Linked DNA regions of Mus musculus: region 1 is linked to region 2. Evidence: chromatin loops called from intact Hi-C (ENCODE). Cell type or tissue: gastrocnemius. All regions are shown on one strand. Each heading gives the region's core, and the rest is flanking DNA. Links, peaks and the distances in the headings are about the cores only.

The links. Hi-C counts contacts between places; a loop is a spot of excess contacts. Peaks named below come from ENCODE experiments on the same cell type or tissue, not always from the same donor. Only the 100,000 strongest peaks of a DNase experiment are listed, where the experiment ranks them.
Region 1: a loop joins it to region 2, with 14 times the contacts of the local background. A loop is called at or near these places in 18 of 42 quality-filtered maps.

The regions. Positions count from the first base shown.
Region 1 is chr10:118,362,037-118,377,240 of GRCm38, reverse strand. No RefSeq gene overlaps it. Among named protein-coding and RNA genes, the nearest start is that of Ifng, 71 kb to the left of the region's middle. In gastrocnemius, for the core only: no CTCF peak of the experiment used is centred there; DNase peaks (open chromatin) are centred at 6,602 and 7,461.
Region 2 is chr10:118,151,562-118,166,765 of GRCm38, reverse strand. Mdm1 (transformed mouse 3T3 cell double minute 1) reads right to left here. Exons shown (of 14, transcript NM_148922.3): 6 at 14,670-14,764; 7 at 14,492-14,591; 8 at 9,396-9,571; 9 at 8,162-8,464; 10 at 7,210-7,319; 11 at 6,997-7,106; 12 at 2,319-2,565; 13 at 82-141. Among named protein-coding and RNA genes, the nearest start is that of Mdm1, 17 kb to the right of the region's middle. In gastrocnemius, for the core only: CTCF peaks have their summits at 10,611 (motif pointing left) and 11,509 (motif pointing left); DNase peaks (open chromatin) are centred at 5,418 and 10,249.

The DNA of each region.
Region 1 (15,204 bases), core at 2,940-10,939, 210 kb before region 2:
GTTCAATCCACGGTGGAAGGAAGGAACTGACTTCCAATGACCAAGAATGTCAGTGTGTGTCCTCCTACATACAAATAAATAATGTAATTAAACAAGCAGTCTCATATATACACAAGCCAACTTTCAAGGGCTATGATTAGAGATTATTAAAATGAAGAAGTTGAGCCAGAGTGGTGGTGTATACCTTTAGTCTCAGCACACAAGAGGCAGAGGCAGGCAGGTATCTGTGCCCTTGAGGCCAGCCTGATCTACAGAGTGAGTTCCAAGCCAGCCAAAATTATAAGGTGAGACTCTGTTTAAGAGAGAGAGATGGGAGAGAGGAAGAGAGAGAAAGAATATTACTAAGTTTATATTACACATAATTTATTTGAATAAAGATAGTATCCAGCTAATTAATCCTAGTAGCTCTTATCTCACTTATCAGGAATCCATAAGAGAAGACCACCCAAACACAGGATGAAGTCTTTATTACCTAGACACTACGCTGTGTGTTCAGGATCCCAGAATAGCCCTAAGCCTTTTTCCAGGTGACCATATCCTGGGTTGACACGTTCAATTAATAAAAACAGCCAGAAGCAAGACTCCAAAAGCCAACGGCAAGGTTAGAACATTTAGAGCCTTCCCAAGAACTATGGACTCTGCTGTCTGCATACCAAGTGGTTCTTCTGTCATGAGTCAGCTGTGCTGAGATCTAGGGCTGACCGAAGACTGGCCGCCTGTTACAAAATATATTTTGCTTTTTTTTTTTTAACCTTTTCAGTTGGCATACTAAATCATGTCTTATTTTGACCTTTTCATTCATATACATTATTGTACTCTGATTTTAATTTAAAACCTTTTTTTTTTTTGAGACAGGATCTAACTTGATAGCCTTGCCTGGCATCAAATCTTCAGTAATCCTCTGGTCTCTGCCTTTCTGGGATGGTTAGTTTCATTGTCAACTTGAGCCAATCTGGAATCACCTGGGAAGAAAGTCCTAAGGAGTGACTGACTAGATTACGCTGGCATCGGGCAGTATCTGTAGGGGATTTTCTTGATTACATTAATTGAGATGAAAAGCTCTGCCCTCGGAGGGTGGCACCATCCTGTAGGCAGAGGTGGACAGGATGGGAGAAAGTGGGCTGACACAGGCAAACTTGCACGAATTCAGTTCTCTTTCAAGTGTAATACATCTAGCTGCTTCAAGCTCCTGCCTCGACCTCCCTACAATGATGACATATGTCACCTATCGCTGTGAGTTAAATATACCCTTTTTCCCTTAAGTTGAGTTTGTCAGCCATTAGAAATGAAACCTGATGGAGTTGGAGAAGGGACTGAAGAAGCTGAGGGGGTTTGCAGCCCCATGAGGGGAGCAACAGTGTCAACAGGCCAGAAACCCCTGGAGCTCCCGGGGGCTGAACCACCAACCAAAGAATACACATGGAGGGACCCATGGCACTGGCCACATATGTGGCAGAGGATGGCCTTGTTGGACATCAGTAGGAGGAACGGCCCTTGGGCCTGAGGGGGTTCGGTGCCCTAGTGTAGGGGAATGCCAGAGTGGGAAGGTAGGAGTGGGTGGATGGGTAGGGAAGTACCTTCATAGAGGCAGGGGAAGAGGAGACAGAATAGGGGGTTTCTGAAGGGGAGACATGGAAAGGGGAAAACACTTGAAATGTCCAAGAAAAGGGGGAAAAGGGGAGTAAAATTCAGACACCCCCTAAAGGATGTGTGCTGCAGATTGCTTAAAATATTCCCAATAACAATGAGACAATGTTCAAATGTAGTGACTCTGGGGTTCCAAATCTTAGGACTATTATAAGAATGACAGTGCTTTAGTTGTGGTTTAAGGAGCCTGGAGTTGGGGCTGTAGAGATAGCTCAGTGGTTAAGAGCACTGGTTGCCCTTCCAAAAGACTTGGGTTCCAGCACCTGCATGGTAGCTCACAAACTATAACTCCAGTCCCACAGGACTCCTGACACCCCCAGGCAGACAAAACACCAATGCATGTAAAATAAAAATTAAAAATTAAAATAAACCAATCTCAAGAAGCCCCCAATCTTAGAACACTTACAAAGAAAGTTAACCCTAGCGGTAGATGGGTTTGCTTCAAAGAATTATCCCGAGCTACGAATAAAAAGGAGGTAATGGAATTTTGAAAATCATTGTTTTACAATGCCTTATGAATTCATGGACTTAGACAATGATTATCAGGAGCTGCTAACATCATAAAAGGGAAGGCCGTATGTTTATCCCTCAGTGAAAATATGAAAATATAGAACGCTGCCTGTGAAGTGTTCCAGCCAATGAAATCAAACCTGTTTCTGTATAAAACTGGGTATCTATTTGGGCAATGGTGGCATGCACCATTCTAGCACTTGGGAGGCAGAGACAGGTGAATTTCTGAGTTTAAGGCCAGCCAGGTCTACACAGAGAGAGTTTCAGGATGACAGGACTACACAAAGAAACTGTGTCTCAAAAAAATAATTAAAATTTAAAAATAATAAATCTACACATCTAATCATGAAAAACAAAAATGTTAAATGATGAGCTAGAACGCCTGGTCTCAGATTGGCAAAATGATTCAATGCAAGTCAATGAAGATGATAAAATGGAATCTTTTTTCTTTGATTTATCATGAAGATGAAGAAAGAGGGATATAAAAAGAGAACAGGAAGCATATGTAAGAATAGAGAGCAGACTGGTACGTTTAAATTAAACTCCATTAGTAAACCCTTTAGACGAGAGTAGTCTGGGGCCATGAGATGGCTCAGAAGGTAAGAGTGCTTGCCGTATGAGCCTAAGACCTGAGTTCAAGCCCCAGAACCCACACGGAAAAAAAGTGATTCTTGAAGTTCATCCTTGACCTCAACATAGCACGTATCCCCTTCCTCTTTCATTTCAGATGTGAATGGCTTAACCACAGTGCTGGAGAGGATGTCAAGGCAATATCTTAGAAAACACAGTTTAAACAGATGCTGCCTAAGAGAACCCAGCTTCAACCATAGATGAAAACAGATGTGTCATACTGATTGTGAGTTTCTTAAAAGCTGGAGTGAATCTATTAGTATCAAAAGTAGGATATAGGGCTGGCAAGATGGCTCAGTGGTTAAGAGCACCGACTGCTCTTCCAAAGGTCCCGAGTTCAAATCCCAACAACCACATGGTGGCTCACAACCATCCGTAACGAAATCTGATGCCCTCTTCTGGAGTATCTGAGGACAGCTACAGTGTACTCACATATAATAAATAAATAGATCTTTAAAAAAAAGTAGGATATAGAGGAAAAAAATAACATTAAAATAACGAAGGTAAATTTTAGTTGAGGAGATGTGACACTCATTTGTATATGTCCCTAACAACATTATTTCTACATACAATGAGTGAAAACCTGCTACACTCTCAGAGCTAATGGAGGGAATACCGCATGAGAGGAGCCCATAGCTGATACAATTAAAAGAGGGGGGAAAAAAGAAATAAAGATGTGAAAAAAATTTTTACTTATTTATTTTATGTATATGAGTACACTGTAACTGTCTTCATACACACCAGAAAAGGGCATCAGATCCCATTACAGATGGTTGTGAGCCACCATGTGGTTGTTGGGCATTGAACTCAGGACCTCTGGAAGAGCATCGGTGCTCTTAACCGCTGAGCTATCTCTCCAGCCCCCATGAAAATGTTTTTAAAGTTACAACTAGAGCTAATGGCGCACACCTTTAATCCCAGCACTTGGGAGGCAGAGGCAGGCGGATTTCTGAGTTCGAGGCCAGCCTGGTCTACAGAGTGAGTTCCAGGACAGCTAGGACTGCACGGAGATGTACTTAACCCAACAGCAAAGGCCACCGCCCTTTCTTCTTTGTCATGCATCTCTCAATGAAGCAAAGATCAGCAAAGACTCCAGACCAAGAAGCATTGTAAAGTTAGCTAGGCAAGGCTCTGTCACTGTTCTTTGAGTCCTACTCATTCTCCCTCCAAATATCATGTGCCCTCCACGGGTCTTGTCTCAGCACACAAGTCTGTCTCAGCTGACATCACTCTGCCAATCACCTGATTCCACAGAAGCGGCAAGAAGCCGCAGGAACCTTACAAGAAGTTTTTCAGTATGTTTTTCTCTATGGAGTCCTGACAAATGGACCTCAAGAATGCAATGTAAGGCGAACCAGTGTGTGTGTGTCTGTGTGTGTCTGTGTGTGTCTGTGTGTGTGTGTGCGCGCGCGCGTGTCTCCTTAGCAACGAATCCTTCATCACCCATCCTTTCACATGCTTGCTTTAGCAGAACATCCTCTCTTCTGTATCCGCTTCAGGAAAACACTCCTTCACATGTCTGCCCCAGCAAAACACCATCTGACACAACTGACTTTCCAAAGAAACCAGAAATTTCCACTTCACTTTGTAACAATGTATTTGCCAGGCTAACTCCCTTACCCCTATGCACTGTTCATATATATTCCTCTCTGGACAACACACCTAGCAACTGCAAGACTACTCAGCTGCCAGCCGGCCACAGAATACCTGTCTGTCCCTCTCTGAGTGGTTTTTATTCAAATGAATTCCCTCTTTATTCAAATAGGAAGGATAGAAAGGGTGATGGGAGTCTGAACTGGCTTTGGATGCCCACAAAATAAGGCACAACTGTCCTCAGGCTAACCTTTAGGGAGACTCCCCTATTGACAGCCTTGTGTCCACGTATATAATTAAAATCAGATGCATTATGGGAAAGAACATATGTAGTAAAAAACTGATCACATGACCTAATCTATCAGTCAAAACAAAGCGCCACCCTCGCTCTGTCCCCTAGCAACCAAACTCCTCTTCGATGCCATAAAGAGAAACCCCAAAAGATAATCAAGGCCCCTGAAGATCTTCAGTCACGTGGCCTGCCGTCCCTACAGCAGATTCTGATCTTTTCTACTGGTTTGCTTTAGGTAAAAGTTCCTCACTGCTTCAAAGTCTGTATGGGCTTTTATTTCATTCTAGAATAAAATGTCAAGGACACGATATGCTGATATCATCGTCTGAATTGAAAATAAAATAATAAATTAAAATGTATTTTCATCTTTATTAAGTCATCCGTTTTGATCCATTCTGGTCCCCATGACAAACTGTCGATGGCAATAAAAACTCAACATGGTCAAAAAATATTTAAAATCGCATACGCTAGAAAAATGTCTATAAAAATATAGACATAATGCTACCTAGCGGAACCCAGAGGAGGAGGGAGGGATGCAAAGAGGCAAGGGAGGAGCCATGAGCGGATAGCCTCAGCATACACTGACGTTTTATGAAAATGCCCTTATCCATACGAAAGTGTAAAAATAAAAACATCAATTCTTCCTATTAGCTTCAAAGCATGGAGTCAAAATAAAATCCCACTGGCTTGCAGCATCTGTTGGGATATTGGTTCTTGACAAGGTTTTTTGGACCGGGGCAGAGCAGAAGGCCAAATGTTTGGTGTTGACATGGCTTCAAGAGTGAAGCGTACAGGTTAAGGAACCGGTCTGTATGGTTCTTTTCTGTTACCTACGTTAAGTGTTGAGAACAGGACAGGCTGGGCAGCAGTGTGGACGCAGCCCTATCTGCTGACGGTAACACCGCCCTACTGTGGTCCTAGAATCCTAGACAGAGTGCAGCCCATTTATTGTCCCCGCTTCTTGGTCGTGGAAAGAAGATTCTGCCAGGTTCTTCAATATGCATGAAGGATCTTTGGAACTCAGACGGAGCGGAATGGTGTGTGCTGGGAATCCCGGCACCCAGGAGGTAAGAGCGACAGGGTCAGTTCACATCTACCCTTAGCTATATGGCACGCTGGAGAACGACCTGTGCTGACGGAAATCCTGGCCAGGGGAGAGGGGTTCTCGGTATCTTACCTGTTTTGTCCGGAATTTTTCACACCTACTCCAAACCACAGAACTTTGCTAAGACTCCTGCCTGTGCGCGTTAACTCTTCCTTATGTGACAAGTGTCTATGAAGTTAAGTTGCCGCCTCCTTCTTTCCCTACAGCCCTATGAACACACACACACACATACACACACACTCACACTCACACACACCTCAAAGGACAAATTCTACATTTTCCTCATGTTTCCTACAACAAACCTAGTGGTAGAGCCAACAAGGACAAATGCAGAAAGAATAATGTTTCTATATATTTGCTGTTTCTATACTGTTTATAAACATATCGTGTGTAGAGTATACAGCATATACTGTTTGTTTTACCCCTATGTAGCTGTTTTTATCAAGGAAACATTAAATTAATGCCACATTCTATGTCTTATAAAATCTCTCTGATACTCTCTGACCCGAATAAAAATAAGAATTTCTTGTACAGAAAATGCTCAATAAAATTTATGTTTAACTGCTACCAAGTTTTCTGTCAAATAATATAAACTTATGATCAGAGGGAAATTAAACAGGTAGCCAGAGTCTAATTTTCCACCGCAATGCCTGAGGAGGCAATACAAATATCAGTCCGATGCTGTGACGTTCTACTTCCCGGGGAAATTGCTTTATACCAGAGCGCTGGCCATGGTTTGTGGAACAAATTTACCGAAGCAGGCTTGAGGTGGAAGGAGATTGGTCGGTGCTATGCTAGTATGTGGCCACAAGAGGGCGCAAGCCACTAAACTGCAACACTATTCAGCATACCACTGCCCCACCTTGTGGGTGGAGCTAGACCAACAAAAGCTCCAAAACTGACAGAGGAGATGCATCGGAACAGAAACTGAAGATTCCTGCATGAGAAGAAAATATTGAGGACATGTTCCAAATTCCCATTTTAAACGACCCAGAGCAGCTATCTTTCTGGCAACTCTCCAAGGGTCCTCCACAGGGCTCACCTCTTCCCCTCCATGTTAAATTCTTCCTTCTCTTTGGATTTCTGGGTGACATAAATTTCTCTTGTTGGGAATGGCAATCCCATAATAAACTGGTGATCAGTGAAACGTACATTCGTATAATGATTAACTTATATGTAAGAAGTCGTAAGAATGTGGCTGTATAGGATAAATACGGAATAAGCCAAATTTAAGTGATAAACTTTCCGTCCTTTCAGGCAAGGGAGCTAACCCAGAGCCTCCTCTCCTCTATGTTCCACAGAGAGGCATTAGTTTGTAGTTTTCCTTATTACTTATCCCACCTTGATAAAAAAAACAAAAAACAAAAAAACAAAAAACAAGAATTTGTGCAGGGGAGAGAGACCGCAGTCCAAGTCTCTCTACCAAACGTGAAAATTAAACACAAGCTAAGAAGAGGTAAGTATGTTAATTTGCTGAAATTTCTTTACGATCCAAACACCCACTCGGAAGCACCTGGGCACTAAGCCTTGGAATTCTTATCGTGAGCATTTTAGACCATAAGAATGGACATCCTATGCTGGGTGGTGCTGGCGAAAGTCTTTATCTCAGCACTCAGTAGCCAGAGGCCTGGGGGTTTCGGAGTTCGAGGCCAGCCTGGTCTACAGATCTAGTTCCAGGACAGTCAGGGCCACACAGAAAAAAAACCCAGCATCACTGCCAGCGTATAGGTCCTGAGCACGTGACAAGGGCGGCTCCCAGGCTGTGGCTGCGCACTCACTCCAGCCGAAGGGTAAAGGCTGACACAGCATTGTTGGAGCACAGATCCTGGCTTTGTGTCCCTCTCCCACCACCAAGCCCTTATCCCTGTGGATGTTTTAATCAGAACTCCGACACTCTTGTCCTCCATTCTTTATTGTTCAATGTGACAATAACCAGATAGAGGCATCAGATCATCTAGGTATGAAATAAGACACACCCTCCTTGTTATATAGTTAATTATAAATGCTAGATACACACACTGGCTGGTTCTGTGTGTCAACTTGACACAAGCTAGAGTCATTAAAGAGAAAGAACCCTCAGTTGAGAAAATATCTCCATAAGATCCGGCTGTAAGGCATTTTCTTAATTTGTGACTAATAGGGGAAGGCCCAGCCTATTGTGGGTGAGGCCATTCCTGGGCTGGTGGCCCTGGGTTCTATAAGAAAGCAGGCTGAGTATGCCAGGGGAAGCAAGCCAATAAGCAGCACCCTCCATGGCCTCTTCATCAGACCCTGCCGCCAGGTTCCTGCCCTGACTTCCTCCAATGATGGACAATGAACTGAAAGTATAAGCTGAATAAACCCTTTCCTCCCTAACTTGCTTTTGGGTCAGGGTGTTCCATCAGAGCAATAGAAAACCTAGGACAAGACATATATAAGTAAAAGGTGATCCTAAGGTGAGTGTGGCCACACAGTAATCCCAGCACTGATGTCCTCCCTCCACCTCCCCCTCTCCCTCCTTCTCCCTCCCCCTCCTTCCCATCTCCCTCCTCCTGCCTCCTCGTCCCTCCCTCTCCCTCCCACCTCCCTCCTCCTCCTTCCTCCTCTTCCTCTCCCTCTCCACAGACCACCCTAGTCGGGTATGGGGGTCCCTGTGACGAGGGTTCTTGAAGCTAGGTGGGTAAGGATTCGGTGGTAACAAACAATAACAAACACAGAGGCAGTTTGAATCTGAGTGTATTTTGCAGCTCTCAAGCAGGGGATTTTATACATTAAAAAAAGCAAACATTACATCTCTTAGAAACTATATCCAGTGAGACAATCACAAATACCAACAAAAATCATTTGGCACAGTAAAGCACAAAAATCATCCAAGCATTACAACTCTGAAACTATGTATTCAGTGAATCACAAACAGAACAGGGAACATCATTTATATAAGTCAAAATATAACAATTCTAAAAGGATGGATGCAGTGGGAACTGTCATCCAAGGCTAGTGGCATATTTCCAAGAGCAGGTTAATAAAGCTTTATGGTCAATTACTGTTTAACATCTAACACCTGATTTTTTTGTAAATCTTAAATGAGTAAATTTAAACTATTTTAATTTTTTATTTAAGGATTCCTTTACCATAAAGGCCCACCTCTGATGACACACATGTAGCCATATGAAATTTTATTATGGAGAAAGTTTTTATCTCTCATAATGCTATTATATAACTTTACAAATGATTTATAAAGTGTTGGTTTCCCAGGGATAAGGTCATGTTAGTGACCCCATCTCAAGGGATGGTTTCTTACACATTGTACTGGCTGGTTTGGTGTGTCAACTTGACACAACTGGAGTTATCACAGAGAAAGGAACTTCAGTTGAGAAAATGCCTCCATGAGATCCAGCTGTAAGGCATTTTCTCAATTAGTGATCAAGGGGGAAAGGTCCCTTGTGGGTGGTGCCATCTCTGGGCTGGTAGTCTTGGTTCTATAAGAGAGCAGGCTGAGCAAGCCAGGGGAAGCAAGCCAGTAAAGAACATCCCTCCATGGCCTCTGCAGCAGCTCCTGCTTTCTGACCTGCTTGAGTTCCAGTCCTGACTTCCTTGGTGATGAACAGCAATATGGAAGTGTAAGCCAAATAAACCCTTTCCTCCCCAGGTTGTTTCTTGGTCATGATGTTTGTGCATGAATAGAAACCCTGACTAAGACACAAATTGGTACCAGCATAGTGGGGTATTCCTGTGATAACCTGACCAAGTTTTGGGAAGCACTGTGGAAAGACTTTGGAACTTTGGGACAGAAGATCCATTCGGTGTTAAGAGCTCTGTCGAATATTGTGTAGGAGCTTGGAAGATAATGTTGAGAACAGTGCTGAAGATGGAGGTCTGGCTTGTGAAATTTCAGAGGGAAGATTTTTTTTTAGGGCTATTGCTATTTTGATTGTGAAGATTTTGTGGTTCTGGTTAGCTGGGGCTGAAGAATCAGCTGTGATTAACAAGATACCAGAACTACTAAAACAAAAACTTTGCATTACTAGGACCATTGATGCTGGTTAGCTGGAGCTAAGAAATTAGTGATTAAGAAGAGACCAGCATCATTGAGGTGACATCTTCTGGGAAGTGTTTTTTGAAAGCACAAAGAGGCTGTGTTTCAGAGATAGCCAAGGGTATACTCCTGCTGCAGTGGGACTTGGTAATGTGTAAGGGTCACCTAGGTGGTACTGGTTTTGAAGGCATGAGGGGGTCACACAGAGCAGCTGAGGCTCAGCACTGTGAGAGGCCATGGAAGGCCATTGGTGAAGGTGCAGCCTCAGTTGCAATTGACGGCCCAGGACTGAAGGGGTCATGCAGTGTTTTGGAGATGCCAGTACCATGAGATGACCACTAAGAGCAGCAGCAGCAGTGGAGTACAGGCATCTGGAGCCTAGAGGATGACGCGTGTGCTACAAAGGGCATGGCTGGAGAAGTGATCCAAGCCCTTGGAGGAGCCCAGAAGATCGTGAGTTGGATCCCAGACATTGGATGGTTGGAGATTGATTTTTGCTTTTGATTGTGACTGTGCCCTGATATTTTCCCTCTTGAAAGAAGAAACTATTTTAGTGGAACCCACAGTTAAGAGACTTTTAATTGTAAAAAGATTTTGGATTTTAAAAGAGATGGACATTTTAAAGAGATTGAAATTTTAAGAATATGTAAAGACTGTGGGACATTTAAAGTTATTTAGACCTTGGGGATGAATAAGAATGTAAGGGTTGAGGCTTACTAGTGATATGTTTGTGTGTCAAGTTGACAAGGGGTCAATTGTACTGGCTAGTTTTGTGTGAACTTGACACAGCTGGAGTTATCACAGAGAAAGGAACTTCAGTTGAGAAAATGCCTCCATGAGATCCAACTATAAGGCACTTTCTCAATTAGTGATCAAAGGGGAAAGGTCCCTTTTTGGTGGTGCCATCTCTGGGCTGGTAGTCTTGGTTCTATAAGAGAGCAGGCTGAGCAAGCCAGGGGAGGCAAGCCAGAAAAGAACATCCCTCCATGGCCTCTGCAGCAGCTCCTGCTTTCTGACCTGCTTGAGTTCCAGTCCTGGCTTCCTTTGGTGATGAACAGCTGTATGGAAGTGTAAGCTGAATAAACCCTTTCCTCCCCAACTTGTTTCTTGGTCATGATGTTTGTTCAGGAATAAGAACCCTGACTAAAACACCCATTATTATCGCTTAAGCTCTTGGCCTAGGCTACCAGGAACATGTAAATAAGAAAAGAAATAAGAGAAACTAAAACAGATTGCCATGAGAACTACAGCTCTGTTGTGGATAGCCCTGGGGCTAATCATAGTTGATGCTAATTCCGTTCTCCTGTGGGGGGCTGCAAACAAGGAATGAGTCAGCACTCAGGAGATTTCCTGCAAACCTGCTTCCCACCTTAATTTGTAAAATAAAGGAGAGCTGATAATTGGGCAGATAAAAGGGAAGGTGGGAGAGAGGAGTAGGAGAAAATGGAAGAGGATACAGAGAAAAAGGAAGAAGAAAGCAGAGCAGAAGCACATAGCCTAGAGAAACTGCAAGATCTAAAGGGTCTCATAGATGGGGAAGACAGTAGTGTAATGGTAGATCTGCCCAATCTAGGTGTACAACATGTATTCATATTAATTGTGTTATGTTTTCATTGCTGGGCATAATTAGGTTGGGAGAGATTTACTGCAACAAAATGGCGACCAACGTATTGATTTGAATTCAACTAACCTGAGATAAAATTCACTGCCCCCACCCTGCCCCCTCCACGCCCCCACTCCTTCCCCAACCCCTGAATGGGGCTTGGGCAGTGACCAAGCAGTATGGATTTGAAGCTGACTGGATTTGAGGGGCCTACAGAGACCAGCAGAGAGACATCTATGCCCAAGAGAGCCTTTCTGTGTTTGCTTCCCCGTATCCTTTGCTCCCCACCCTGCCTCTACCTCCAAACAGGGACACAGACAATTGGGGTCTTTTTACACTCATATTCTCCCTGTCAATAAAGAATTGAGAGACAAAGTTACAAAGGGCTCTGGACCGGGTAATTCATTTCTATAAAGAGAGAAATATAACCTTTTGATACTTAACAATGGTATAAAGATAGATTGCTCTAATAAGTCTTACAGGATACTCATATTCTAACGTGGGCTTCACAGAAATTTTGGGTTTAAATCCTGGTTTAACAAGCTGCCTTTTATAAGCAGGTGTAATACTTAAAGATGGAAAATTTCACCTGCAGTTCGGAACCAGATAGGGAATATTAGTCACTGACTCCAAGTAGAGAGCAATGATAATAGCCTGCTATGAACAGGTATTAATAGAAGTCTGTGGCTCTGGGTAGAAAGCATAACAGATATTATAATAGGTATTAAATAAATGTGTGGCTCCGGTAGAGAGCACAAAAGATAGATGGTATAACAGGAGTTAGTGGAAGTTTGAATTAATTGCTTTAAAGATGGTATCAAAGATATATTACTCAGTCCCTTCAGGTCTGACCAGCACCGGGGTAGCTAGGGCACAGAGTCGGCTGACACCTGCCAGCTACCCACAACACCCACCACGGGAACTTAAGATGTGTGGTGAGTGGAACACAGTGTCTGCTCCGATCCAATCACGTGGGACCTGAGACTGCATTAGTTAGGAAAGCAGAAAACCCGGCCTGAGCAGGGGCACAAGTCCCTTCCGGTCCGGCCAGCATCGGGGTACCTGGGGCGTGAAGTCTGCGGACACCCGTAAGGTATACACAGGACCCTCCTCGGGATCTTAAGACCTCTGTGAGTGGATTACAACTTCTGCCAGGAAGCAGGTTGGAACACCAGATATCTGGGCACCTTCCCTGCAAGAGGAGAACCTACCTGCAGAGAGTACTCTGAGCACTCAAACTTAGGAGAAAGCTAGTCTCCCAGGTCTGTTGATAGAGGCTAGCAAACACCTGAGGAACAGGATCTAACCAGAGACAACTACAACAACTAACTCTAGAGATTACCAGATGGCGAAAGGCAAAGGTAAGAATCTTACTAACAGAAACCAAGACCACTCACCATCATCAGAATGCAACACTCCCACCCCACCCAGTCCTGGGCACCTCAACACACCCGAAAAACTAGACCCGGATTTAAAAGCATATCTCATGATGATGGTAGAGGACATCAAGAAGGACTTTAATAACATACTTAAAGAAATACAGGAGAACACTGCTAAACAGGTAGAAGACATTAAAGAGGAAGCGCAAAATTCCCTTAAAGTATTGCAAGAAAACATGACCAAACAGGTGATGGAATTGAATAAAACCATCCAAGACCTAAAAAGGGAAGTAGACACTATAATGAAAACCCAAAGTGAGGCAACGCTGGAGATAGAAAACCTTGGAAAGAAATCTGGAACTACAGATGCAAGCATCAGCAACAGAATACAAGAGATGGAAGAGAGAATCTCAGGTGCAGAAGATTCCATAGAGAACATTGGCACAACAATCAAAGAAAATACAAAATGCAAAAAGATCTTAACTCAAAACATCCAGGAAATCCAGGACACAATGAGAAGACCAAACCTACAGATAATAGGAGTAGATGAGAATGAAGATTTTCACCTTAAAGGGCCAGCAAATATCTTCAACAAAATTATAGAAGAAAACTTCCCAAACCTAAAGAAAGAGATGCCCATGAACATACAAGAAGCCTACAGAACTCCAAATAGACTGGACCAGAAAAGAAATTCCTCCCCACACATAATAATCAGAACAACAAATGCACTAAATAAAGATAGAATATTAAAAGCAGTAAGGGAAAAAAGTCAAGTAACATATAAAGGCAGGCTTATCAGAATTACACCAGACTTTTCACCAGAGACTATGAAAGCCAGAAAAGCCTGGGCAGACGTTAAACAGACCTTAAGAGAACACAAATGCCAGCCCAGGTTACTATACCCAGCCAAACTCTCAATTACCATAGATGGAGAAACCAAAGTTTTCCACGACAAAACCAAATTCACACATTATCTTTCCACGAATCCAGCCCTTCAAAGGATAATAACAGAAAAGAAGCAATACAAGGATGGAAATCACGCCCTAGAAAAAGCAAGAAAGTAATCCCTCAACAAACCAAGAAGACAGCCACAAGAACAGAATGCCAACTCTAACAACAAAAATAAAAGGAAGCAACAATTACTTTTCCTTAATATCTCTTAATATCAATGGACTCAATTCCCCAATAAAAAGACATAGACTAACAGACTGGCTACAAAAACAGAACCCAACATTCTGCTGCTTACAAGCAAATGGTCTGAAGAAACAAGCTGGAGTAGCCATACTAATATCGAATAAAATCGACTTCCAACCCAAAGTTATCAAAAAAGACAAGGAGGGACACTTCATACTCAAAAGTAAAATCTTCCAAGAGGAACTCTCCATTCTGAATATCTATGCTCCAAATACAAGGGCAGCCACATTCATTAAAGACACTTTAGTAAAGCTCAAAGCACACATTACACCTCACACAATAATAGTGGGAGACTTCAGCACACCACTTTCATCAATGGACAGATCGTGGAAACAGAAACTAAACAGGGACACAGTGAAACTAACAGAAGTTATGAAACAAATGGACTTAACAGATATCTACAGAACATTTTATCCTAAAACAAAAGGATATACCTTCTTCTCAACACCTCACGGGACCTTCTCCAAAATTGACCATAAAATTGGTCATAAAAAAGGCCTCAACAGATACAAAAATATTGAAATCTCAGGCCACCATGGACTAAGGCTGATCTTCAATAACATAACAGAAAGCCAACATTCACATGGAAAATGAACAACACTCTTCTCAGTGATACCTTGGTCAAGGAAGGAATAAAGAAAGAAATTAAAGACTTTTTAGAGTTTAATGAAAATGAAGTCACAACATACCCAAACTTATGGGACACTATGAAAGCATTTCTAAGAGGGAAACTCATAGCTCTGAGTGCCTCCAAAAAGAAACTAGAGAGAGCACACACTAGCAGCTTGACAACACACCTAAAAGCTCTAGAAAAAAAGGAAGCAAATTCACCCAAGAGGAGTAGACGGCAGGAAATATCAAACTCAGGGGCGAAATCAACCAAGTGGAAACAAGAAGAACTATTCAAAGAATCAACCAATCAAGGAGCTGGTTCTTTGAGAAAATCAACAAGATAGATAAACACTTACCCAGACTCACTAGAGGGCACAGGGAAAGCATCCTAATTAACAAAATCAGAAATGAAAATGGAGACATAACAAAAAACCCTGAAGAAATCCAAAACACCATCAGATCCTTCTACAAAAGGCTATACTCAACAAAACTGGAAAACCTGGACGAAATGGACAAATTTCTAGACAGATACCAGGTACCAAAGTTAAACGAGGATCAAGTTAACAATCAAAACAGTCCCATATCCCCTAAAGAAATAGAAGCAGTCATTAATGGTCTCCCAAC
Region 2 (15,204 bases), core at 3,567-11,566:
GGACCTAATGTGGGGCCACCTGCAGAAGCGCTCTGCGAGCTGGGAAGTGCCGATATGTTTCTTAAGTAACTACTAAAATACCTTCATCATTAAAGGCATCGTGTGGATGTAGCTGCAAATTGTTCGTCCTGGGTTTTCCCACTTGAAGAAAAAAGGCAGAAGGCATTATTCTTTAGCTACTAAACACCACGTTAGTGGAATGGTTTGCAGGTCTGACCCCTCCAAACATTCACAGGGAAACTGAATTGCTGCTGTGATCACATGAGGAGACTGGACCTTGAGAAGTGGACAGGCTGTGACCTAAAGCTGTATCAGGGAGGGTCTGTCCCTCCTTCTCTCCACTTCCTGCCAGGAGACGACGCAGCAAGGACACCTCCACTAGATGCCAGCCCCTCTGTCGGGCACTTCCCAGCTTCTAGTGCCATGAGACACTCATCTCTGTTCGTGATACACTGCCCAATCTCAGGTGATGTGACACAGCAAATCAGTAAACTAGTCACGAAAGTAAGTCATGAGAAAGTGTATCAGTTACGTTTGTATATTAATGGAAACTATGACATCACAGGGCCACTGGGTAAATGTCATATGTTTAGCAAGTACATATATTATGGCTAGGTGCCTAGAATTTTGTCCAATGAGAACATTGATGTAACTTCAAAGAGACAAAGTAAGCTTCTATTGAGAAGCGAAAACTCAATATACACATTTAGAGAGGCAGCAGAAGTTCACAGAACAAAGGAAACAAAAGCCTAGGAAAGAGTAACCAAGCTGGAGAATGGAAAGCAAGAGGGGGAGAGAAACACGGAACACCTGAGGGGCATAAGTCTTATGCCAGCAGAGTGGAGAAACTGAGAAGCAGCACCCTGTGTCTGGCCCCAGGTGATGGGGGTGTGGGTTGGGGGCTAAGGGGTGTTGGAGATCGCTCAGTCTCCTCTGGAGCTGTAGTGACGGTAAGATGAAGCAGGGAACTCTGGAAAGCTCTCTATGCACTGGCTAGAACACATCATCTTCTCCGAGTTTGCCCAGCTGGGTAACTGCCTCGCCCAGGAGTGCAACAACTACAAGCTTCTGAAATTACTGCTCAAGAAAGCGTCAGAGTCAGAGAGGAGCTGATCTGGTGGAAAGGCCCACGGGGCACCAGCAGAATGAGTGGGGAGACACCCACTTCCAAGAAGCAGCACTGTAAAGTGGCAGTAACGTTTGCATGATCATAAAGACAATCCCAAAGCCATCAGAGAGCAGCCACCACATACAAAAGTGACAGGGCAAAAGCTGCCGGAGAATTCCCAGCTGTGACAGAGGGAGACACCAAACAGCAGAGCAATGTCTAACAAAACCTAAGGAAACCAGAATTTCCTCGAATGTGCAAATCTTGAATTCCACATCCGAGCAACACCAGGCAATGTCCAGGGGCAGTTTTTGTTGTCCTGCCTGAAAAAGAAGCACCACTGGCACCTGGCTGTGACAGGATTTTCCCTGTCCAATTACATTAAAATATTAGTGCAGCAGGAGGCCTGTGATTGGACAGGGAAAAGGGAGGCGGTGCTAAGAGTTGCAGGGACAGAGCAGCGGCTTAAGAGAGGAAAAGCAAGATGGAGCATGGACAGGAAGAAGATCCTGAGCCAGCATGGCTTTAAACAGCCACAGGTGGATATGACATCATAAAGGATAGAGCAATTGGGATAACCTTCTAATCTAGGTGGGCAGCTTATACCATTATCACTTGGTTCTGAAATTACTGTGTGGGCATCTTGTGAACTGAGAATTTATTGATCTATAAATCTGACTTGTTAATTATAAGCGTCTAGAGTTTTGTTTCTAACCGGGTTGCTGGGTGCTGTGGCATCTGACTGCGGGATGGACGGTTGCTGTGTGGGGCTGGCGGGCAGGGAAGGGAACTCTGGTCCTGCAGAGCGTTGGAGGGCAAGAGAAGCTGGAGGGAGCGCAGGGGGGCTCGGTGGTTCTTCTTTACTGTTTCCCACAACACCCGGCCAGCCTCCTGCGTCCCTTGGTAAGACCCGGATGTGCCTTTCACTGCATGGAGTGAACTGTGAACCTGGGCGCAGCAGCACAGTCCAGTGAAATCTGCTCCACTCACAGAAACCCAGCACGGAAATTAAAAATAAAGGAGAAAGAGGGGAGAGAGGGAGGGAGAGGGGGAAGGAAGGGGAGTCTATTATAAATGAAAAAGACAAAAGAAAAGAGAAAAAGAAAAACACCTAACAGAGCTTGCCAGCAAGTGGTTCCTCTTATAGCACGGATCTATCAGTATAATACTTTTCTTTTTAAGAGATAAGAAATGAAAACCAAATACTTACTGTTGTGCTGAAACTCAGGGTCTCGCAGACGGCCCTGGATCCTGCTGGACGGATGACAGTAAGGCGGGGCACATGGAGGCAGCTGCCCAGGGGTGCTGGGCTGACGGTCCAAAATTTTCGAAACAGGAAGAGTATCAGCAAATCTGAGCACATTGGCTTCACAGTCTTCTCGCAGAGGCAGGGGATCAACTGTCTTCATGCCAGCAGCCGGAGAAGTCAACAGAGACATGGGACGGGGTTTTCCTTTCTGGATGACAAAAAAGACGCACACGTGTGTCCAAAAGTAAAGAACGGATCAACATTCAGATGTAACCAGTCACACGTCACAGAAGGTGTGGGGGAAGAGACAGTGTCCCTGGAGAGACGGCTTAACCACCGACAGAGAACAGCCCTGTGTACATTTTAGGACAGTAAAATGTACATTAACAGTGCACTGAATGACAATGTATGCGGAGACATCAACAGAGTTATGATTACACTAACAGAGACCCCTAGAGCAATAGCAGTAGGTCTCATTACGAAGCAGAAAGGGGCATATGGAAGTGATTCAGATGGATATAAATGGAGTGACAGTCTACCTCACTAGCCTTTTAAACCACAGAATAAAAGCACTGAAGTAGTAATGTTCACTTACCAGACTGTAGAAATTAACTAAATTGAATATAATATGCAGATATGACAAAGAAGAAGAAAGACAGGGTCCTTCCGGTCTTTCAAAGTCCAGCAAACCACAGCCTACGCTTCACAACTCTGCAACTGTGTCTACTTGAACTGTGTTAATACTTGGGAACGCTTAGATGAGATGATAACACTGAATGAACCAAAATGTAGCTTTAGATTGTTCAAATAAAAATGAAATGACACAAATCTGAAAATTGTATTTGAACAATAGCGTCTGGTTTAAAACTTCTGAACGATAGCTAGCATCCATTCTGCCATGAGAGTGAGTGATGCCTAAGGATGCAAAAGTGTGTGCACTGCGAGCGCAGTAAGAATCAAGCCAACAGAGAACGATGTACACGAGCTCAAACAGAGCTAGCATACAAGAAGCAAGAGGGGAAAACCGATTGTGAAGCCTTGCCTGTAGACTACCACTTATGTCCACACTGCCACAAGACCCTCAGGAGCCCACAGCGACCCTCGCCACAGCGTCTATGGGAGAACAGTCCTTTCTCTCTCGTCCATATTTTCAACTTTCCACAGCAACAATGCAGCTTGACCCTGAGCCCCCATGACTAAACTCCTTTCTCCTTTGTTGGATGGAGGGGTGGGGCTGGGGATGTTGAAACAGGGTTTCTCTGTGTAGCCCTGGCTATGCTGGAACAAGCTCCGTAGACCAGGCTGGCCTCGAAACTCAGAGAACCACCTGCCTCTGCCTCTGCCTCCCAAGTGCTGGGATTAAAGCCATGAACCACCACTGCCTGGCCAATGGTATTTTTTGATAGGTGGCAACGTAGCAAAGTCACACACAGGCACAACAGTCTTAGTCATTGCTTGGACTCCTATAGAGTCCTCATCTGAGCCCATGGATATGACATTGACAGTTTCCAAACACAAGAAGGCTCTGTGACCAAAGAGCTGAGCTGAGGGCTTCCTCCCAAGAGAATGTAAGGTCCAGGAAAAGAACAGAAATCTCCCATTTGCTTCCTCTTTCTCCTTTACACTTAATAAGTTACAAGTCACACTGAAAAGCGCTTTGTTTTTCTTCCCATATGGCTTGGACACTCTGCCATCTTGGTTTCACTCCTGTTAAAAGGAGCTGAATAAGACAAACATTTTAACTGAAGGGATCCTCAGGCTTAAGCAAACTGACTGGTCTAGCTCCGAACCTCAAGCCTTTGCTGGCACACTCTTCCAACGCTCCTTGAAGAAAGAGTTTCATGAGCAGCAGTGACTTGATTTTCTCTGAGTCAAACACACTGGCTTTTGCACTTCAGATCTCCGAGGGGCTGCCAACGACATCAGGACAACACACAAACTCCTCACCCTACCCACCTTTCCAGTCTTATTTCCTCCCACTCTTCCCTGTAGATCCACCCACACACTTTCTCCTTTTCCTCCTCCTCCTCTTCTTTCTCCTCTCTCTCTCTCTCTCTGTCTCTCTCTGTCTCTCTGTCTCTCTCTCTCTCTTACACACACACACACTCAGCACTCTCCCTTGGGGACTCACAAGTACACTGTGGTAGCTGTGGGGGATGTGTAAGCAGTCATGGACTCTGGGAAGGGAGAGACATTTTAGTTCAGTAAGCATGACTGGTAGGCAGCAGGGCTCCTGTACAAACTCTACTCAAACCCTAATAGAACACTGTGGGGCCTCACCAAAACAACAGGGGTAAGGAGGAGGAAAGGAGAGAGAAGGAAGGGCAGACTGGAAAGGACATTAGCTGGAGGAAGGAGGCGAGTAGGAGGTGAGCAGGAGAGGGCAATGAGGACTAAGTATGATAGAAATACACAGCATGTGTGTGAAACTTTTCTGTACGATTACCTTCATCAACAGATGAGCACTTGTAGGGGGTGGGTCTGATGTTAAAACAGAATTGGGTCTTGATCTATCAGTAAGGATGTCTCAGATGGGTGTCATTCGGATGGTGTTGGGAGCCCCTCAGAGAACTGAAGTGCAGGGACTGCTGGGAGGGAGGAAGGAAGGAAGTGGGACTTCCAGGTCCCTACAGGGGAGGTGAGGAACTTTTACAGTGTGTTGGGCGAGGAAAAGGTGAGCGGCCACGTGAGATCTTTCCGGGAGCGACCTTAGGCTGCTCCTCTAGGTGGGAGATTAGGGTGTTGAGCTGGGACTAAAAGTAACTGAGCAACTGAAGCTGAGGGTGGATTTAGGGTATTGCACTAAGAATATTGGGAAGGGCACACTAGCTGCAGTAGATTACAAGTGCCCAGCAATTAAGCCAATAAGACAGGTTGGCTTTGAACAATGTGGGGTGTGTGTGTGTTTCATCCTCAGATCTAAGGGAGCCTGGGCAGGGGCTGGCAGTGCAGCCCATTCTCAGAGCTTAAGTTAAGGTGGGGTAGCAAACACCACACACTACAGATGGCGCACGTCAGTCTCACCAGACACCCACTGCTCTTTGCTTCCTTTCTTGGACAGAGATCTTGAATGACTTGTATCTGGAGGCTGGGAATGCAGCCAATTGTGCAGCATTTGCCAACCACACCCACCACCATAGGATCAACTCCTACCACTACCAATTACAAACAAGCAAACCCACAGAGGTGTCCCTGACTCAGCCTGTCTTTTCTCTTCAATCTCTTGCATGCTTAGCTTTTACAAGATTCTGACAAAGTCTCATCCCTACTGACTTAGCACCAACACTCACTTTTCGTGTGTGTGTGTGTGTGTGTGTGTGTGTGTGTGTGTACTTATGAATGCCATTTATGGAAATAATACCAGAGGCCAGAAGAGGGCACTAGATCCCCAGGGGCTGGAGTTAGCCATTTCACTTGGGTGCTAGGAGCCAAAGTCTGGTCCTCTGAAAGAGCAGCAAGCACTCTTAGTAATTGAGCCTTCTCCAGAATGGAGATTCTATCTATCTATCTATCTATCTATCTATCTATCTATCTATCTATCTATCTATCTATCATCTATTATCTATTTTAGCTGGCAGTACTGAGGATTGAACCCAGGGCCCCATGCACAGTAGACATACACATTCCACCACCAAGTTATAGTGCAGCCTCTTGATGCTCCTTTCTCTCTGACGTCACTGCTGACTCTCACTACGTCACTGATATTCTCCTCCTTCTGGTTACTTCTCACTTCCCTAATACTAAATCCTCGGACCCAGATGTGTCTCCACCCATTCTCCATAAATATTTATTCCCTGGATTGCCCAAGTCTTCGAATACCTGTTTAATAGTGTGTGTGTGTGTGTGTATGTGTGTGTGCAAACATGTATATATATGCATATGTGTGTGCATATGTGTGTGTATATATGAGCCAAATCAAGTCACTGCTCTGCCCTTCCGAGCCTCCCGTCTCACTGGGAAAAACATGTGTGCTGTTCCCATGCTCTACGAAGCCCTACACAATTTAGCACAGCACTACGTCTCAAAACCCATCACCCAGACAAGTCTCTGTTCCTGACACAAGAACACATGACTGGTCCTCTCACCTCAGAGACTCTGCATCTCTGTTCTCTTTGTCCAAAACACCATCTCCCATGCCCAGATCAGTCCTGCATCTTTTCCAGATTCTATTCACACCCTTGCTGGTAAGGACCTCCCTGATCACTTCCTGCTCACCCCCTGCCTGTTTTTCTCATGGCACTGACACCTACCTGATGTGTTTTACCTCCAATATCATGACCGTGGCTTTGCCCCCTGCTAGGCTGATGGCTGGATGAGTCCTGGTCTTAGCTTTTATCTCCAGTGCTACACAGTGCCTGGAATGTGGCTGGAACACAACTAGCAGACAACAGACTGTATTGTTCTTCCTTCCTGACGAGTCACACTAAGAACCTGTGAATGCTTATCAGCAGCAACACAATGGCAAGAGCAACTAAATAAGCAAAGAAGTCCCAGTGCCTTGGTCTTGCCTTACTGAGAGCTAATAGGGATACTCCTCCATGCAACCGGTGGGGTCTTCTGAAGTCTGAGCCTACATGTCATTTATCACGAGACGATGGAGACGCAAGACGAGGTTTTCCTCTGAAATACAAATAGCTACCTTAGTAATGTCTTTCTTCAGAGTTTCTAAGCCATCTTGGGAGGACGCTCTCCTCCTCTGCTCGAGGCCTGGTGGCTTCACTTTAGATGGAGACACTAAGACTGCGCCACCTGGAAGACCCCATGGAAAGCACATGTCGGTCACACTAAGTGTCGGTCACACTAAGCTACATTCTAAAAGGGCGGATGACAGGTTGCAGGGTTTGTCCATTACCAACAGCTGGCGTCGTGAGATCATGGTGCGTCCGCTGGATACCGAGTTCTCTCAGCCTCGGTGTAGGAAGCCTGCCTCCCTTCCCTGAGGAAACAGAAGATGTCTCCGACCTAGAAAGTGAGACAATTTATTAGGAAGCCTTTCTTCCAGAAAATTTAATCAAAACTGTCTCGTTACCGTTAAGTAGCACAGTAAGAAAACATAAACCATCTAAGAGAAGTCTAGTTTTGTTTCTGAAGAAAAAAAAAATTCAGGCTCCCTCATGGAGGGAGCCTATGACCCAGTGTTTAGGACGCAGCCTCAGGAGAGTCATGAGTTCCAAGCCAGCTCTGGCTATATAGGGAAGTCTCGACTAAAAAACAATCCTTTTAAAACTTCTCAATCCATAAGGAGTTAGCGAAGCCAAGCCTAGAAAGGAGGGGAGATCACTGTACACCAGCCATCCATAAGGAAGACGGCGTCCAGTTAGTCAGCACGAGTTCCCATCGCCTGCATCCATGAACGAACAAAGGGCTTGGCTACAGACAAAGTGGACTGTCAACAAAGGCAAAGAGCCACTCCTCTAAAGCGGTCTGCACATGAAACCGCCCTTGTTGGCCATTTTCAGAAACCACTTTAAAAATATTACAAGGGAGTGGCCTTTCTTTCTTGACAGAAGCACCTGATATTCATGAATCCCAGCTTCCCCTGTGAAGTCATCCTACCTGACACGCTACAAATCTGGCGAATCCTCAGCACAGGACGCATGTGAGAACTGACTGCCCCTCGCAGAGCACAGTGCTCCAGTGCTCCATCGCACTCTGTGTGATCCCAGCACACTCCATGTGGCAGCACCTATGTCACTGCTCCTTGCTAGTCACAGAGCTGCCGGTGCAACCGTGTACCCAGTGACAGCACATACGCATCCGTCACGTACTAGAATGTCCTATACGCTGAGGAACTTAGGTCTCACCCTTCTGTCAGTCTGTCTGCCTTGGGTGTCTGTGTGTCCGGTTTCTCCAGCTCTACCGCACAGGTCTGCTTGTCCTGTCCTCTCTCCTCTCTCCCGTCCTCCTCCGCCCTGGGCTCCTCCTGGGTGTCTTCCTTCGTGCTCTCCTCAGCATCCCAAGCCAGCTTCCTCCTGACCGAGGCGGCAGGCTCTGGCATCTCCAGTCTCCTGGTGGAGTTTTTCAGGGGCTGCTCTCCCGAGGCAACTTTTCTTTCTTCTAGTTTGGTAGGAGGGTGTTTCTGGGGGGTCCTGTGGTTTGTAAGGTCTCTGCATTTCAAAAAAAAAAAAATTTATTGCAAATCTGCATTTGAGTGTCTCAGTTTATCCTGGGTTAGCGAGTGTGAGACTTCCTGTCTCTTCGTTTCCATACTGAAGGCCTTCTCTGGGTAGTGAAGTTATTGTGCAATAGAGCAAGAGAAAGCTCTACCCAAGTGTCCACTAAATATTCCAAAAAGTAATAGTTACCTACTTCACACACTTACACTTGCACTTCTGGTGACAAAAGGGTAAAACGTTACCCTCAAAATGATAAGGACTAACTCCAACGAGGCAAATTTGTCATAACTAAACTCATATTCATGCACAAGTACGCAGATTCAAATTTTTATGTTTTAGATTCATCTTTCCAAAATATTATTAAAGAGTATTTTGTGAACTTTTAAAGCAAGATCACATAGTAGAATTTATAAATGAATGAGGTATATGTGACTATATGAGAATGCTCTACTTTATTAGCTACAAATCAATGTATAATTTCCCTTACAAATAGTTAAATAGTGCTCAGTTTAAAATTTAAAACAGCAGAGAATTCTCTACATCTAGAGGCCCAGTTCCACAAGAGCCACAAAATTCATTAATGAATGATAATGGATATATATCACTCACTTATATTTTCATAAGTTTTTATGGCTGCTCATTACTTCTTAAAGTTCTTTTACATCTATCTTATCTAGTTCTGTTGTTACAAAGAATATTACAAAAGTTAGCTGCCCAGAGTTATTTATTAGTCATACAGAAACACAAAAAGCAAGTATAATATAGCTACATTTACCACAGAGAATAAGTTTTAAATAATGAAATAAGAGACCCATCTGGCTAAACAGCAGATTGTGAGTTAGCTGGGTCATTTTCCTACATCATCCTATGATGCACACAAGCTATAACACAGCCTTCTCACTTTCCACAAAGAACATCTCACCCAGCAAGATCCAGTGCTCGGATGTTGCTACTGACGGTGCCTTCCGAGCTTGTGACTGAGGAGACGTCCCAACAGCAGTTGCTGTCCGACATAATCTGGTTCAGATGGTCCCGAGAAAAATGTGTCCCCTGAACTCGCTTCCTGTAAGATTCGGCCTTTTCTCGGAGCTCCTTAACCTACGCAGAGAGTTCAGGTGCCTTCCTTTATTGCCAAGGATCTTTTATAAACACCGACAAGTACATAAGAAAGCCAAAGCAGGATACAGCCACAGTCCAATGAGAAAGGCAGGCAAAATAACAGCCACATACACTCATCAGACTATGCGTTTCAGCAGATATTAAAACAATTAAGCAAAAGCATAATGCAGCTAATTTATTCCAAACTACTAGGCAAGGAGACATTTGTAGTAGCTAAGAACAATTTTGACAAATACTTTTTTACTCCAACTGAAATTACACAAGTATTCTATGCATTATTATAGTTTTTAAGAACTCAAAAGCAACCAACCTCTGCATACCACATGGCATTTAGAGAACCCTAGGGGAGGAATACAGAGACACACTTAATGACAGGTTAATGCCATACATGAGTATTAATGGGAATCAATGAGATACTGAACCTTATTATTCTTCCTTCTAAATAGATACCAACTTGTCAATACAATTAAATTTCTTGTATCCTTAGTAATCGTGAACTCAGTAACCAAGACATCTTAGCACTGCTCGAGGACCAGCCACGCTCTTGCGAGGCTGTGGTGCTGGTGATAGGTAATTGATTGTCATCCCTCTCTCCCCATCTCTGGCTGTGATGGTGCTACTGATAGGTAACTGACTGCTATTCCTTGCTCTCCATCTCTAGAAGAGTGGCTCCATGCCAGTGACTCCTAGTCTAGCTTAATCCCCCAGCTCTCTGCCAGCCTCTCCTATTACACAAGACCCCACTAACTACTGTGAGATTCTTTCTCCAAATCTCTTGAAGTCAGCAAAACCTCAAGTTAAAAAAAAAAAAGACAAAAACAAGAACAAACAAAACAAACAAAAATACACTATATAAATGAAAATAAATACCTTCCAAATAATAGTGATATAGTCAACAAAAAAGATTTTTTTTAAATCATGAGGAACTATAAAATACTTTGAATTCTCTAATTTGCAAATCATGTACTTTTATATGAAAAGAACCCAACTACCATTGGAAACCTTTTTATTTTATACATAACACTGCCACCTGCTGGTTTCTCTAAATGCACCAATACAGTGCAAAAAAAAAAAAAAAAAAAAAGCTGACTTGTTACAATTCTGCTTTAAATGTTATTATATTTAGCCACATTTGTTGCTATTAATAACTATATTTTAAAAAACAGAGTTCCTACCCTTGTGTATAATCTTTTATCCCTCAACTATTTTAGTTAATAGTTTGGCCTTCACAGGGAGAGATGTTTTACGTATTCCATCAGGGCCTCATTCTTCAGCAGCAGTGTGTAAACTGCCACCCAGCACTGCCACAACCTGTGTCCTAGCAGACAAACAAGGACATGAACTGAAGGGCCGGTTCAAAGGGCTCCAATCAACACAGCCTTCCATGCTGAGCAGTGGAAAGACAGACAAGGAGGCTGCGTCCTGTTCACACAGGAGCTCCGTGTGCTTAAAGACTGAGAATGGGGGAAGAGCCCATAGCCATTTAGAAAGGACAGAGTGCAGGCACTTTCTGTATGCCTATTCAGTTCTATTTATTAATGACCTATGAACTCCAATGCTTTTACAAGTCTTCATTAGCCATCCTTCCTAAAAATGCTAACACTCAGTTTTATATTTAAGTGTCTATAATCCTAAACAAAGATAAAAAACTGTCTCTCAAAGTAAGGTCCTCTACTGGCAAGAGGGAGAATTTGAGTGTAGATTTCAGAAATGACCCCTAGGGCCAGTGACCAGGACTGCTATAAAGGATAAGAATGCATTATTCCCAACAACGTCACCCAATGATGGGATATTTTATAAGCCAAGGAGAGAGAGATGGCTCAGAGGCTAAAAGCACTTGCTGCTCCTACACAGAACCAGTTCAGCTCTCAGCGCCCACATTAAGTGACTTACAGCTGGCTATAACTCCAGTTCCTAGGGATACAATGCCCTCTTCTGGCCTCCATGGGCACAGGCACATGAACACACATGCAAACACACGCGCACAATCTAAACACTATAAGTAGAATGCTTTCATTACTGAATTCTTTTTCCCAATTTGAACTGAATCATTTAAAATTTACGTGCGGAAAAATCGAATTCAGAAAACAGCAAGAATGAATGAGGCGAAATCTTACACCTGGTCCTTACAGCATCTGTCAGGTTACAGGGTGGATCTCAAATGCAGCACTTTATCTAGAATCAAAGTCCTAACTGGCCTCAAGAGTCACATCAATAACCAAGCCAAAAAGACGTACATGCCAGCGAGCCATCCTGACACACACCTGTTAAGCCTGCATGGGAGAGGCTGAGGCAGGAGGACTGCTATGAGGCTAAGGTTAGACCCTTTTCAAAAACCAAATTAACTTAGAACAGATTCCATTATTAAAGGCAGTCTTATATGACCATTATAAAGCAGCAGTGTGTAACTGAAATGATGCAGGTGTGGGATACATAGCCACAATCAAAACCAGCTCACACAGGATGTCTATTCCACTAGTAAGTACACAGGACTTAAGACAGAACACCCAGTAGCTTTGCTAAAAACAGATTCCCAAAGTGTAGCATGTAGACAATTTAAAAGGAAATGAAGTTAGTATCTGAACTATGAGCAGAGAGTGTGTCAGTGATAGGATTGTGGCTGGAGAGACGGCTCAGTGGGTGACAGCGCTTGCCCTCTCACCCCCTGCATAATTCCAGCACTGGAAGGTAAAGGAGGCCATGGCTCAGTAGCCAGGCACACAGCCTATCAGTGAGATCTGGGTTCTGTGAGACATGCTGTCACAAAAAGTAAGCTAGCAAGCAGCTCCACCTGTGGCCTCCACGTGCACAGCCATGTATGCACACTGCACACACCACACATACATAAAACACATGCCAAAAAATGCTGGGGGCAGGGAGAAGATGGCAGAATACTTGATATTCAGGTCACTCAGTATCAGCCATATACCACAAACAGTAGTCCAGGGGAAAAAATCTAGTATTTAGCCAAAACATGGCCCCTATTAAATGTTTATAACTTGGTTAATAACTGATCACTGGGGCTGGAGAGATGGCTCAGAGGTAAAGAGCACTGACTGTTCTTCCGAAGGTCCTGAGTTCAAATCCCAGCAACCACATGGTGGCTCACAACCATCTGTAATGAGATCTGACGCCCTCTTCTGGAGTGTCTGAAGACAGCTACAGTGTACTTAGATATAATAATAAATAAATCTTTAAAAAAAAAACTGATCACTGGCTTCTCTGAGAATTGCTATGTCCTCCTTTTGCCAACTTAAGTTTTGGTTTTTTGATAAAAGGCTAATGCAAATTTCACCCTAATTTATAAACTTCCAGTAGCAACTAATACATCTATGAGAAGGTTACAGCATGGAGATATCACATCGGGTGAAACTGAGAACGCAGCCTCTACATTACAGCACAGCACCCTCCTCCCTGGGACAACAGAGCATTCCGCCTGACTTCAACATCTCCAGCCCTCCCTGGGCTAAACGGTGAGGCCTAAATACCAACTCACCTCAGTCTGAAGAGACCGTACACTAGCCAAGGCTCTTCCCAACGCAGCTTTCTCAGACCTGTCCACTGGCCCTCTTCAGCCACATGCTTCAGTGTTCCCGTTTTCTCCTGCCCTGCCCAATCCCCCAGAAATAATCTCTTTGCCAAGGCCTAGAATATTACTCAACTGTGCAAGAGCCTAGGGGATTCAGTCCTTTTTCCATTATGGCTGCTTGTGAAACTCAAACTTTTTACTTGATTTTACCAGAGTGAATGGACAAATGCCCAGATGACCAGGAGCTGCTCCTGTCCTGTGCAGCCTGGGCTGGGCTAGCTGCTCCTGTCCTGTGCAGTCTGGGCTGGGCTAGCTGCTCCTGTCCTGTGCAGCCTGGGCTGGGCTAGCTGCTCCTGTCCTGTGCAGCCTGGGCTGGGCTAGCTGCTCCTGCCCTGTGCAGCCTGGGCTGGGCTAGCTGCTCCTGTCCTGTGCAGTCTGGGCTGGGCTAGCTGCTCCTGTCCTGCGCAGCCTGGGCTGGGCTAGCTGCTCCTGTCCCGCACAGTCTGGGTGAGGCTTGGGTAGACAGTTCTGAGAGTAGCTGCAGTGGAAAAGTCTGGAAGCCCCCTGAAACAGAGCGCTGAGAAGGGTGTGGCTGCAGTGAGAAAAGTCAGAGAGCCCCTTGAGGCAGAGCGCTGAGGAGGGTGTAGCAAGGCTACTTGTCTCACGGAACCAGCAGCTCACAAAGACCAGACCCAATCTACCCTCTTTGGAAAGATAGACAGAAAAGAATATCTGTTATTATACAATCCAACCCCAAAAACGGTTTAATTTAGCTTGTGCACATGAGAAGGGCTGAAAAGTGTCCAGATAACAGTTTTAAGACACGAATTATACAGTAATATAGACTTTCTACCATTTATCCTTTGACTAGAAGCCCCGCTTCTCAGCAGGAGGCTATAACTGTCCTCTCCTCTGCCCAATCTTCAGAGCCCCAGCTTCTCTGCTACATCAGGACACCCCAAGAGTAGAACTTGAACCTCAAGCTGCACACACCCCTTTCCTACATGATGCAGGGGTGCACACTGTAGCAATCTTCCTGGAACATTCATTATTGATAGAGAGAACCTTCAGTTCAAAGTCTGAGGTCTGGATGGCATGAGGACCCAACCAAGAAGGCTATCATCCTGCAAACTGAACTCATTAGAACTATCAGATACTTCATGGCTTTAAAAAAATGACTTTAATAACCAATGTCAATCTCCACGGGGTCACTGCTATAAAAACAGTACACACACCGGTAAGGTGACAACTACGATTTTAAGATGGTGGGATTTGCGGTGCTACTATTGGACCATCCATCCTCACACTGTGAGTGAAACTCATGGTGCAGTGGCTGGCTCGGCCGGAAGAGCGTGTGCGATCAGACTCACCTGGTTTGACAGGTTCTCCTTCACCCGGGTCCAAGCTCCAGCTTTATAGAAATACTGGGCTGGGCTCAGGAACTTTGCTCTATATTCAGAATTCACTTTTCTAAGAGAGACAGAACGCAAGTAAGTATTTTAGCAAGCTGACCACCCAGACATGACCGTTTCCTGGTGAGCTACGTACCCAAGCCTTTGGTGTCTCCATGAAGCAGGCTTCTTTACAGACTGGTCTGAGTCTTCCGACGCCATGTCTACTTCTAAGTCTAAAGGCTCATCTGCCTTATTGTATTGAAATGGAAATAATTTGAGTGTTTATGCTTAGAGATGTCAGACATTCAAGTAAAAACATACATGTTATAAAGGTAGGCCTAGAAACTCTACTACATTTTTGCTTCTAGATGTTTAGCTACTAAAGCAAACAAACAAACAAACAAACAAACCCAAATCAACAAGTTTTGAAGCCAAGGAGTTTAGATCCCTGATTTTATGGGGTTTTTTTAAAGATGAATTTAAAAATTAACAAATACCATCAAAATATTAAACAATGCTACCACATATTGAACAGAGATTTTGAATTAGCCCTTAAATTTATATTCAAGGGTTGCAGTTATTGAAGCTTAGCTAATTAGCACATTGCTATACAAAATAAGACTCCCCTTCAAGAATGTCATAGGTCAATAAAAAACTGTATGTGTGTGCTGTGTGTACATGCATGTGTT